Regions from separate parts of the Homo sapiens genome. Here region 1 is linked to region 2. The links are chromatin loops, found by intact Hi-C in ENCODE. Cell type or tissue: HepG2. All regions are shown on one strand.

The links. A loop is a pair of places that touch in the nucleus more often than their neighbours do. Peaks named below come from ENCODE experiments on the same cell type or tissue, not always from the same donor. Only the 100,000 strongest peaks of a DNase experiment are listed, where the experiment ranks them.
Region 1: it touches region 2 in a loop (8-fold over the local background); 1 of 110 quality-filtered maps calls a loop at or near these places.

The regions. Positions count from the first base shown.
Region 1 is chr17:64,936,469-64,941,468 of GRCh38, forward strand. No RefSeq gene overlaps it. Among named protein-coding and RNA genes, the nearest start is that of LRRC37A3, 19 kb to the left of the region's middle. In HepG2, a CTCF peak has its summit at 2,602 (motif pointing left); a DNase peak (open chromatin) is centred at 2,563.
Region 2 is chr17:64,702,482-64,707,481 of GRCh38, forward strand. No RefSeq gene overlaps it. Among named protein-coding and RNA genes, the nearest start is that of SMURF2, 43 kb to the left of the region's middle. RefSeq lists an enhancer at 3,903-5,000. In HepG2, no CTCF peak of the experiment used is centred here; DNase peaks (open chromatin) are centred at 1,880, 2,280, 3,910 and 4,860.

The DNA.
Region 1 (5,000 bases), 230 kb after region 2:
ACGTAAAGGGTGCTCACCTCCTCCTGAGCTCCTTCAGGGCACCGCTCCAGCACGGGCCCAGGTAATCCCCCAGGAGCTTTAGCTGCTCCCAGCTCCTCCCGATGAGGTGCATCCGCTCCACATGCTCGTACAGAGATGCGTTTGCCATCTGCAGGTTGATGAGGGGCTGGGCCCAGATCTGCATCAGAAACTTCAGGGCCTGCCTGCAGATCTGGGGGCACCACCAGGCATTAGGGATGGGAAGGAATCGCTGTTCAATGAGCACTGCCCGGCCAGGTGCCACATGACCTCCTCACTTACCTGAGGGGCTATCTTCATTTTACAGATGGGGAAACTGAGGCTCAGGGAGATGAGGGGATTTGGCTAGGGTCACCCAGCTTGTAAATGGTACAGTCAAGCTCTGAACCCAGTTTATCTGACTCCCAAACCCACTCTCCCTCTAAGGGCAAGGGTCGCTGCCCCCTCCCCAACCATGCTGAGATGAGGGAGGGACTGCTTTGGTTAACGCCCCCTCCCTCTGGGCCTCACAGATCAGGGTCTCTGGGTTCAGGAACCCTTGGAGCTCTTTCCCCAGAGTTGTTTCCTGGCCATGCCCATCCTATTCCTGGAGTCAGAGTGCCACAGCAGACACATCTGAGCCGAGGGCTCCCTGTGACCTTCCTCCCTCTCCCACAGAGGCAGCCTTCCAAGTTTTCTACCCCCGACTACACAGTGGAGCTGAAGAGCACCACTCTCTGCTGGGCCCCTAAAACAAATCCAGTAAGAAGAACGTGCTGGAGGTGAGTGGTGGGGGTGGGGAGAAGGAGGGAAGGGGCTTAGTGATGCCTGCCAGCCCTCTGAAACTAGTGACCTGGAAATGACCTGGGGGTTTTTGACCCTTAATTCCCTATGAGCCAACACTGAGTGCAGCTTTTGGCTGTATTAATAGAGGTAAGAGTCCAGAGCCAGAGAGGTGATATTGGTGCAGTTGCTGGCAGTGCTCTGGGACCCTTACTGTAGGCAAGCCCCAAGTAGGAGGACCTGGGAAGAATTGGGGCTACCATTCTCAGGGCTCAAGGCCAAAGCTGCATCCCCGCCCCAGGGGACCTGTCCTGTGTTTCTAGCATCACAGATTCTGCAGTTCCCCCTCCAGGAGCTGAGTTAATAATAATCCTTGCCCTGGAGGGTGGTGAGGAGTAGGGCCTCTGGAAGAGGAAATTCTCATGCCTAGAATGGCAGCCCTCGTCCCAGCCTGAGAGAGACAGGAGGCTCCGTGTCCTTGGCTGCTTACTGTGACAGGCCTGGTTGGGAAACCTCTTTCTCCCCAGGTGCCCTTCCCTGTCCCTGAGCCAAAGCCCCATTTCTGTCTGGACTGCATCCCCAGTGAATAAACCGGGGCAGTGGGCAAGACTACCAGGTTACCCCCACAGGAAGGGAGAGAAGACCCAGGATGGGTACTCCCAATGCCACACCCTTCACTGTCCACGTCTTATCTTGTTTTTAAACTACTCTTACCCTGACCTCAGTCCCTAGAAGGTTTGAGGCAGATCACAACAGAAACACACGTGGTGAACTGGCAAATTCACTGAAAAGCCAGGACCACAAAAAACAAGTTAGAGATGGGACTCAAGATGGAGAGGAATTAGGGGGCAGATGATGTACAGGTGCTAAGGTGTGGTTGCTGAAGAAAATTTAGCTCTGACTTTCCTGCTAGGTAAGGTGAAAAGAGAGGGGCTATCAGGTGCATGTCTCTTTGTTGTTGAAAAAATAATAAAACCCACCCAGATGTTGAGGGAATCAAAGCTTTTTCCTAACCCTTCGCTCTTAAATTTCTTGTGTGTAGCTCTGTGAACATGGGATCTAGAAGGACAAGTCAGGTACCCTGCAAAACACCTCCAGGGAGGTTTAATGGGGCTGCTTCAGGTGGCATTATTATGATGAAGGCCAGCAGCATGACCTCATGTCTCAGCTCAGAAAAAGCAATTCTGCAAAGAACCTGACTGTGTAGTTTCTTGATTATTCACCAAGCTCCATTCAGTTCTAGAACCAGGATATCTACAAAGCAAAGTTGGAAAACTGGTTTCATCTCATGAGCTACTCTGATGACTAGGTCTGGAGTCTTGTGGGGTTTTGTTTTTATTTTTTGTTTCTGTTTTTGTTTTTGTTTTTAGAGACAAGGGAGCTTGGGTTTCCTTTCTACCCAGCAGGCATGGCTCAGTGGCAGACACCAACCACTGGCATCTGGGTTGTATTTCATAATTTGCACAGTACTTGCAGAACCTTGTCTCATTTAAGCTTTGTAATAACCCCACAAAAATAGCTGGTAGTAGCTGAATTTTACAGACACTGAAATGGAAGCTTGAAGAAATTAGGTGAAGGTCAGGGTGAGGCAGCTAGTGAGCAGCAGAGCCCGCCCTCTGGTCCCAAGGCCCAGGGACCCTTCTGCCTGCCCCTGGGGGAGTCAGGGCCTTTGCCTTTTGCCCAGGGCACACCCACTGGCCGCTCCCACTGGCCCCCCGCTGTGGAGACACCTCTACACTGTAAGAACTATCCAACCAAGGGGGCCAAAGCCAGCCTTGCTCCACAGTCCTGAGGCATCAGACACTGTGCAGACTGCCCTGCCCCCTGCTGGCTGCCTGTCTGCTTCCCGTGGCCAGCCCTGACCGCGGCCCCTGTCCCCCAGCCACTTATTGCTCGCCACAGCCCCTACTCTGCTGCTTCCATTCTGGGGCCCGAGTGGACGGGTGGACCTAGAGGAGGCTGGCATTGCTGAGCCAGCAGCAGGGACACTAGACACAGGCAACAAGGGTAATGGAGCAGAACACAGGCTCTGGAACCAGCCAACATGGCAAAACCCTATCTCTACTGGAAATACAATAATCAGCTGGGTGTGGTGGTGCACGTCTGTAATCCCAGCTCCTGGGGAGGCCGAGGCACTTGAGCCCAAGAGTCAGAGGTTGCGGTGAGCTGAGATCATACCACTGTACTCCAGCCTGGGTGACAGAGCAAGACTCTGTCTCAAAAAAAAAAAAAAAAAAAAAGGAAGCACTGGAGGACATTAAACAAATAGCAGATCCTCCAGCCTGGCCAACATAAAAATACAAAAATTAGCTGGGCATGGTGGCGGGTGCCTGTAATCCCAGCTACTCGGGAGGCTGAGATAGGAGAATCACTTGAACCCAGGAGGCTGAGGCTGCAGTGAGCCGAGATCGCGCCACTGCACTCCAGCCTGGGCGACAAAGGGAGACTCCATCTCAAAACAAACAAACAAACAAACAAAACAAAACAAAACAAATAGTAGATCTGGTCAAGCCCCTCAGAGCTGTTACATAAACCAACTACTGAGGGTAAAGACCTTTGGAAGGACCATTTAAAACACCTGGGGCTTCATCGGGCTGGATTTGCTCGGAGCTACAGGTGGAATCAAGAGTTCTCTATAATCATCACTTGCACAGCGTAGTTTTCAGGGAAATATTTTCCTATTTGACAGGTGAAACAGTATTTTTCACCTGCCTGTAGGCAGTTTTGAGACAATATAGTACTTTTCCAGAAGTGCTTCCCTGAATGACTGCGCACGATTATGATGACATTCTGGAATGGGGTTTTATAACACTTGTGGGAACACGCTGCCCCTTTAGCAATGGAAAACAGGACTTCAGAGCTGCCTTCTGAAAGGCCTGGTCCCTGCAGATGGAACCCACCTGGGACCCTCCTGGTCACCTACCCATCTGCCTCCAGTGTACCACCCGGAAGCTCTTATGCCCCTGTGCGGGGGCTGCCTGGGGGCATTAGACCAAGCATGTGTGCCTTCCCCAGGAAGCAGGCAAACCAAGGAAGCAGGCAAACCCAGATCTGAATGCCAGCCACACCACTTCATCACTATGTGACCGGACAGGTTTCCTAACCTCTCTGAGCACCCATTTCTTCAGCTGTAAAATAATGATAGTTCTTACAGTGTGTTGTTGTAAAGATTAATTAGTAGGGGGAGTTCTGAGTGGTGGAAATATGAGTGGTGGTTATTCTTGACTTTGTGCCTACCTTTAAAAAAAATTAACAGATCCTTTCCACCACAGAAGCTCCCAAGTTACTAGGAGCTGACTCTGGCCATACCACTCACTCTCTACCCATCTCCCAGGCTGCTTCCAGCAGATCGGCTTCTTTGTACGACCCAAGCTCTGTGCCTTCTCTGGCCTCTATTACTGTGACATCTGCCACCAAGATGATGCCTCAGTGATTCTGGCCAGGATCATCCACAGCTGGGACCTCACCAAGCACCTGGTAAGTCTCGAGCCCAGCTCGTCACAGCCACTCAGGGCTGGTGAGGGACAGAGGGGTGTTCAATCCTCTTTGCTGCTGCTGTTCATCTGTTTAGAGGAGTTTGGCTCCTCTAAACAAGGGAAGCTGGGGTCACTGGTTCAGGCACTGTGACGTGGGGGAGCTAACCAAGAGAAAAGCTTGGTGCCTGTCCACAGCCCTGGGCAGAGCTCCGTCGGTGGCTGTCTTGGTCCCCAGGAGGGAGTCTGAGGATGGTTTCCTGCAGCTACAGACATAACCGCTTAAGGCACCAGCAGATAAATGACTGATTAGGTAGATAGATAGATAGATAGATAGATAGATAGATAGATAGACAGACAGATAGGCAGGTGGATGGTGGATGAGTGGATGGGTAGGTGGATGGTTACCTGGGCAGGTGAATGAGTAAATGGGTAGGTGGATGAGTGGATGGGTTGGTGGGTAGGTGGATCAGTAGGTAGATGGGTAGATAGGTGGGTGAACGGGTAGATAGCTAGATGGGTAGGTGGATGGGTAGGTAGATGGGTAGATGGGTGGGTGATTGTGTAGATGGCTAGCTGGGTAGATGGGTAGGTGGATGGGTAGATGGGTGGGCAGTGTGTAGATGGGTGGGTGGATGGGTGAATCGGTAAGTGGATGGGTAGATGGGCTGGCCAGCGAGCTGGCTATACCTTGGAGCAGTCATCCTTAAAGACTATCAAGTAGGCGTATCCATGAATTAATGACGA
Region 2 (5,000 bases):
CCCAGGCTGGAGTGCAAGTGGCACAATCTCGGCTCACTGCAGCTTCTGTCTCCTGGGTTCAAGCAATTCTCCTGCCTCAGCCTCCCATGTAGCTGGGACTACAGGTGTGTTCCACCACACTCGCCTAATTTTTGTATTTTTAGTAGAGACGGGGTTTCACCATGTTGGCCAGCTAGTCTCGAACACCTGACCTCAAGTACTCTGCCAGCCTTGGCCTCCCAAAGTGCTGGGATTACAGGCGTGAGTCACTGCGCCTGGCCTGCTGCTTCATATTTCATTTCATTCATTCAGGAAATATTTTATGAACATCTACCATGTGCCAGGCCACTGGGATAAAACAGTGAACAAAAACAAAATATCTATTCTCATGGACTTAGATTCTAGTGAGACAAATAGACAATAAATACACGAACAAATAAACCCATAACATGCAAAGTGATGATAAAGCCTTAGGAAAAATAAAGAAAGGCCCGTCAGCCATGTGAGTATGTAGCAAGAAGGCACCCTCTATGAAGCAGAGAACAAGCCCTTCCCAGATACCAAATCAGCTGATGCCTTGATTTTGGACTTTCCAGCCTCTAGAACTATGCACAATAAATTCTATTGTTTTTAAATTTTCTAGAAAAGAAAAATAAAGGAGGGTAAGGGAACAAGAGTGGCAGAGGACATTATTTCACATAGGTTAGTTGGGGAGACTTCTCTGATAAGGCTAAGTTTAAGCAGAGACTTGAATTAGGCAAGGGAGCAGTCTATGTGGATATCTGGGAGAAGATGGAGCTGTAAATGCAAGATCCTAGAGGAGGAAACAGCCAACAGTGTTCTGTCGGAGAACAGCAATGAGAAAAGGGTCGCAAGAATGGAGTGAACAAATGAGCCACACATGGTGGCACGTGCATGTGACCACAGCCACTTGGGAGGCTGAAGCATGAGAATCACTTGAACCTGGGAGGCAGAGGTTGCAGTTAGCCAAGGTTGTGCCACTGCACTCCAGCCTGAGCAACAGAGCGAGACTCTGCCTTAAAGAAATAAAACTAAATTAAAAAATACAGAATGGAGTGAACAAAGTTGGAATTCAACCAGAAATATGATTAGGGAGAGGGAGTGGTATTATCATGTGGAGCCTTTTAGACAAGGACTTTGTGTAAGCTTTTCATGGAATATAGCACATATAGAGAAAAGGAAACATCGTAAGTGTACAACTCAGTGCATTTTTTTTTTTTTTTGAGACAGGGTTTTACTCTCGTCACCCAGGCTGGAATGCAGTGGTGGGATCTTGGCTCACTGCAACCTCTACCTCTGGGGCTCAAGTGATCCTCCCACCTCAGCTTCCTGAGTACCTGAGACTACAGATGCAAACCACTGCACCTGGCTAATTTTTGTATTTTTTGTAGAGACAGTGTTTTACCTTGTTGCCAGGCTGGTCTCAAACTCCTGGGCTCAAGCGATCCTCCTGCCTTGGCCTCCCAAAGTGCTGGGATTACAGGGGTGAGTCACTGCACCCAGCCTGATTTTTCACCAACCCACCCATTTAAACCATCATCCCAACCAAGCTATGAAACGCTAACAGCAGCTTGCTGGGTGTGGGGGCTCATGCCTGTAATCCCAGCACTTTGGGAGGCCAAGGCAGGAGGATCGCCTGAGGTCAGAAGTTTGAGACCAGCCTGGCCAACGTGGTGAAACCCCGTCTCTAATAAAATTACAAAAATTGGCTGGGCATGGTGGTGCGCACCTGTAATCCCAGCTACTCGGGAGGCTGACGCAGGAGAATCACTTGAACCTGGGAGGCAGAGGTTGAGGTGAGCTGAGATTAAAAAAAAAAAAAAAAAAAAAAAAAAAGAACACTACCAGCAACCCTGGCCGGGCGCAGTGACTCACACTTGCAACCCTTGGACTTTGGGAGGCCGAGGCGGGTGGATCACCTGAGGTCAGGAGTTTGAGACCAGCCTAGCCAAGATGGCGAAACCCCATCTCTACTAAAAATACAAAAATTAGCCAGGCGTGGTGGCGTGCACCTATAATCCCAGCTACTTGGAGGCTGAGGCAGGTGAATCGTTTGAACCCAGGAGACGGAGGTTGCAGTGAGCCGAGATCACGCTACTTCACTCCAGCCTGGGCAAAAGAGCAAAACTCCATCTCAAAACAAAAAACAAAAAACAAAAAACCACTACCAGCAACCCTGAAGCCTCTTTCACGCCTCCTGTCATTACTTGATTTTGGACTTTCAGTCCACACTGGATCAGTTTTGCCTGTTTTGAACTTTGTGCTTATGAATCACACAGTATTACCCTTTGGTGTCAGGCTTCACTCCCTCAGTGTTATGGTTATGAGATTTGTCCATGTTATCGTGCATAGTGATGCTTCATTTTTTTTCATTGCCCTGTAATATTGCACTGTGTAAATATAACACAATTGATTTGTCCATTCTACCATGGATCAATATTTGGGTTGTTTCCAGTTTGGGGGCTATTTCAAACGCTGCGATGACCATTCTCATTTGTGTCATTTGGAACACATGAGTATGCATTCAGGGTGAGATTATTAGGTTTAGGTTTTACTTTTTTTTTTTGGTAGCGGGGGATGGAGTCTCACTCTGTCACCCCGGCTGAAGTGTAGTGGCTCAATCTTGGCTCACTGCAACCTCCACCTTCTGGGTTTAAGCGATTCTCCTGCCTCAGCCTCCTGAGTGGCTGGCATTACAGGCACCCACCACTATGCCCGGCTAATTTTTGTATTTTTAGTAGAGACGGGGTTTTGCCATTTTGGCCAGGCTGGCCTCAAACTCCTGACCTCAAATGATCTACCCACCTCGGCCTCCCAAAGTACTGGGATTACAGGTGTGAGCCACCATGCCTAGCCATCTAGGTTTTACTTTGATAGATGCTACCAAACTATCTTCAGACTTTGCTTTTCAAACTGAATGAAAAGGGAAATAATTTGAAGGTTCAAAGTAGAAAAATCCCATAATCTGACTTACATCTTTAAAGGGTCACATACTATAAATTTTGAAAGATTACATTTTTTAAATATTCACCATATGAAACAAAATCCAACCTGACCAGTCCCAGCACTGAAAGCATGACTCCAGATTTGTACCTCTAGCCAGAACCTCTCCTCTGAACTACAGACCGTTATCTCCAAAGTCTGCTTGACAGCTGCACATGGATGTCCAATGGGCATCTCCACCTTTCCATGGCCAACAGCTTCTGATATTCTGCCCTGAGCCAATTCTTCCTATGGGTTTTCCATCTTTACTAACAGCAACTCTGTTCTTCCATTTATTTAGGCTGGAAACATGGGTATATCTTTTTCTCTATTTTCTCATGCTCCACATCTGGTCTATCAGCAGATCCTGTGAGCTCTATCTTCAGAATATTCTGGAATCACAGCTTACCACTCCCTACCACTACCTGTCCAAACCACCATTCTCTCTCTCCTAGCCTACTGCAGTGCCCTTTTACTTTTTTTCTCTTATTTTATTTATTTATTTTGAGATGTAGTCTCCCAGACTGGAGTGCACTGAAGTGATCTCAACTCACTGCAACCTCCGCTGTCCAGGTTCAAGCAATTCTCCTGCCTCAGCCTCCCCAGTAGCTGGGATTACAGGTGCACACCACCATGCCCGGCTAATTTTTGTATTTTTAGTAGAGACGGGGTTTCACCATGTTGCCCAGCCTGGTCTTGAACTCCTGACCTCAAGTGATCCACTCACCTCAGCCTCCCAAAGTGCTGGGATTACAGGGGTGAGCCACAGCGCCTGGCCTGCAGTGCCCTCCTAAGTGGTTTTGCTGCTCCCACATCCTGCTCTCACCCTGTTCAGGATACTATCGGTGCCGCTTCCCAAAAGATCCTGTTCAAACATAAATCAGAGCCTGTCACTTCTCCATTAAAACCCTCCAGTGGCTTCCTGTATCATGCTGGGTGCAAACCAAAGTCCATACTACCACCCACAAATTGTAGCAAGATACTGCTCCTTTTAGCCACACTGACTTTAACTCCTGTGACGCTCCCGTCCTCACTCCATTCCAGCCATGCTGTTCATCAAACTGGCCTTTCCCCTGTTCATCAAACTGCCCAGGTGAGCTCTTAATCTCAGGAACTTTACACTTTCTCTTCCCACTGCCTAGAATGCCCTTGCCCCAGCTAACTGCCAGCTCACTCCCTTGCCTCTGTCAAGTCTCTACTCGAAATTTCCTTTCTCAGCAAGGACTTTCCCAGCCCCCTGGTTTGACATTTCATACTTCCCCAATGCCTGACATTACATATTGCTTTCCCAGCTTTTTTTCTTTGCTCAGCATTTATCACTATCTCACATGCTATAATTTTTATATCTTTTATCTTGTTTATCAGCTGTCCCTCCCAGCAGAACGTAATTGCTATGAGGACATTGATTTCTATGTTTTGTTTACAACCGTAGCCTGGCATCCAGAACAGGGCTTGGCACATAGTAGGCACTTAATAAATATTTACTGAGTGAATGAATAGATGGCTCCTTGCCCTAGATCTTCTCTTGATTACCTGTGCTTCAGAAGCTGGTGAGAAATCAGCAGAGGTTTCTAAGCACTTCCAATAAGTTGGAGTTGCCAATAGAAACATGTTCCTTCTCTACTCTCCCTCCCTGGCGTGCAGGGACCTGGGAAAAGCAGAGATGCTGATCGATATCTCTGACTGGGAAGGAAGATGGGATTAGGTACTAGAAATAAGAGGAAGGATGTCTCCGCCCGTCTGCTCAGAGGCTGCAATCTGCTTGGCATGCCGCCTGCTCCCAGAAACAGGATGTGTCCAGAGAGGAAGTGACTGCAGACGTGGAGTGGGGGAAAATGCCCCGTGCCTGAGACAGAACACTTGAGGCTAGTCATTCTGGAGCCTTCCAAGGGTCCATTCCTGGGGGATGAGTAAAATCCGCTCCGCAGTCTCACAGTGACTCATTCTGAATGGCGGAGAATCCAAAGCCCTTCCCTAAGTTAGGGCAAAAACAGGTGCTTCCTCCTCTGGGGTTCCCA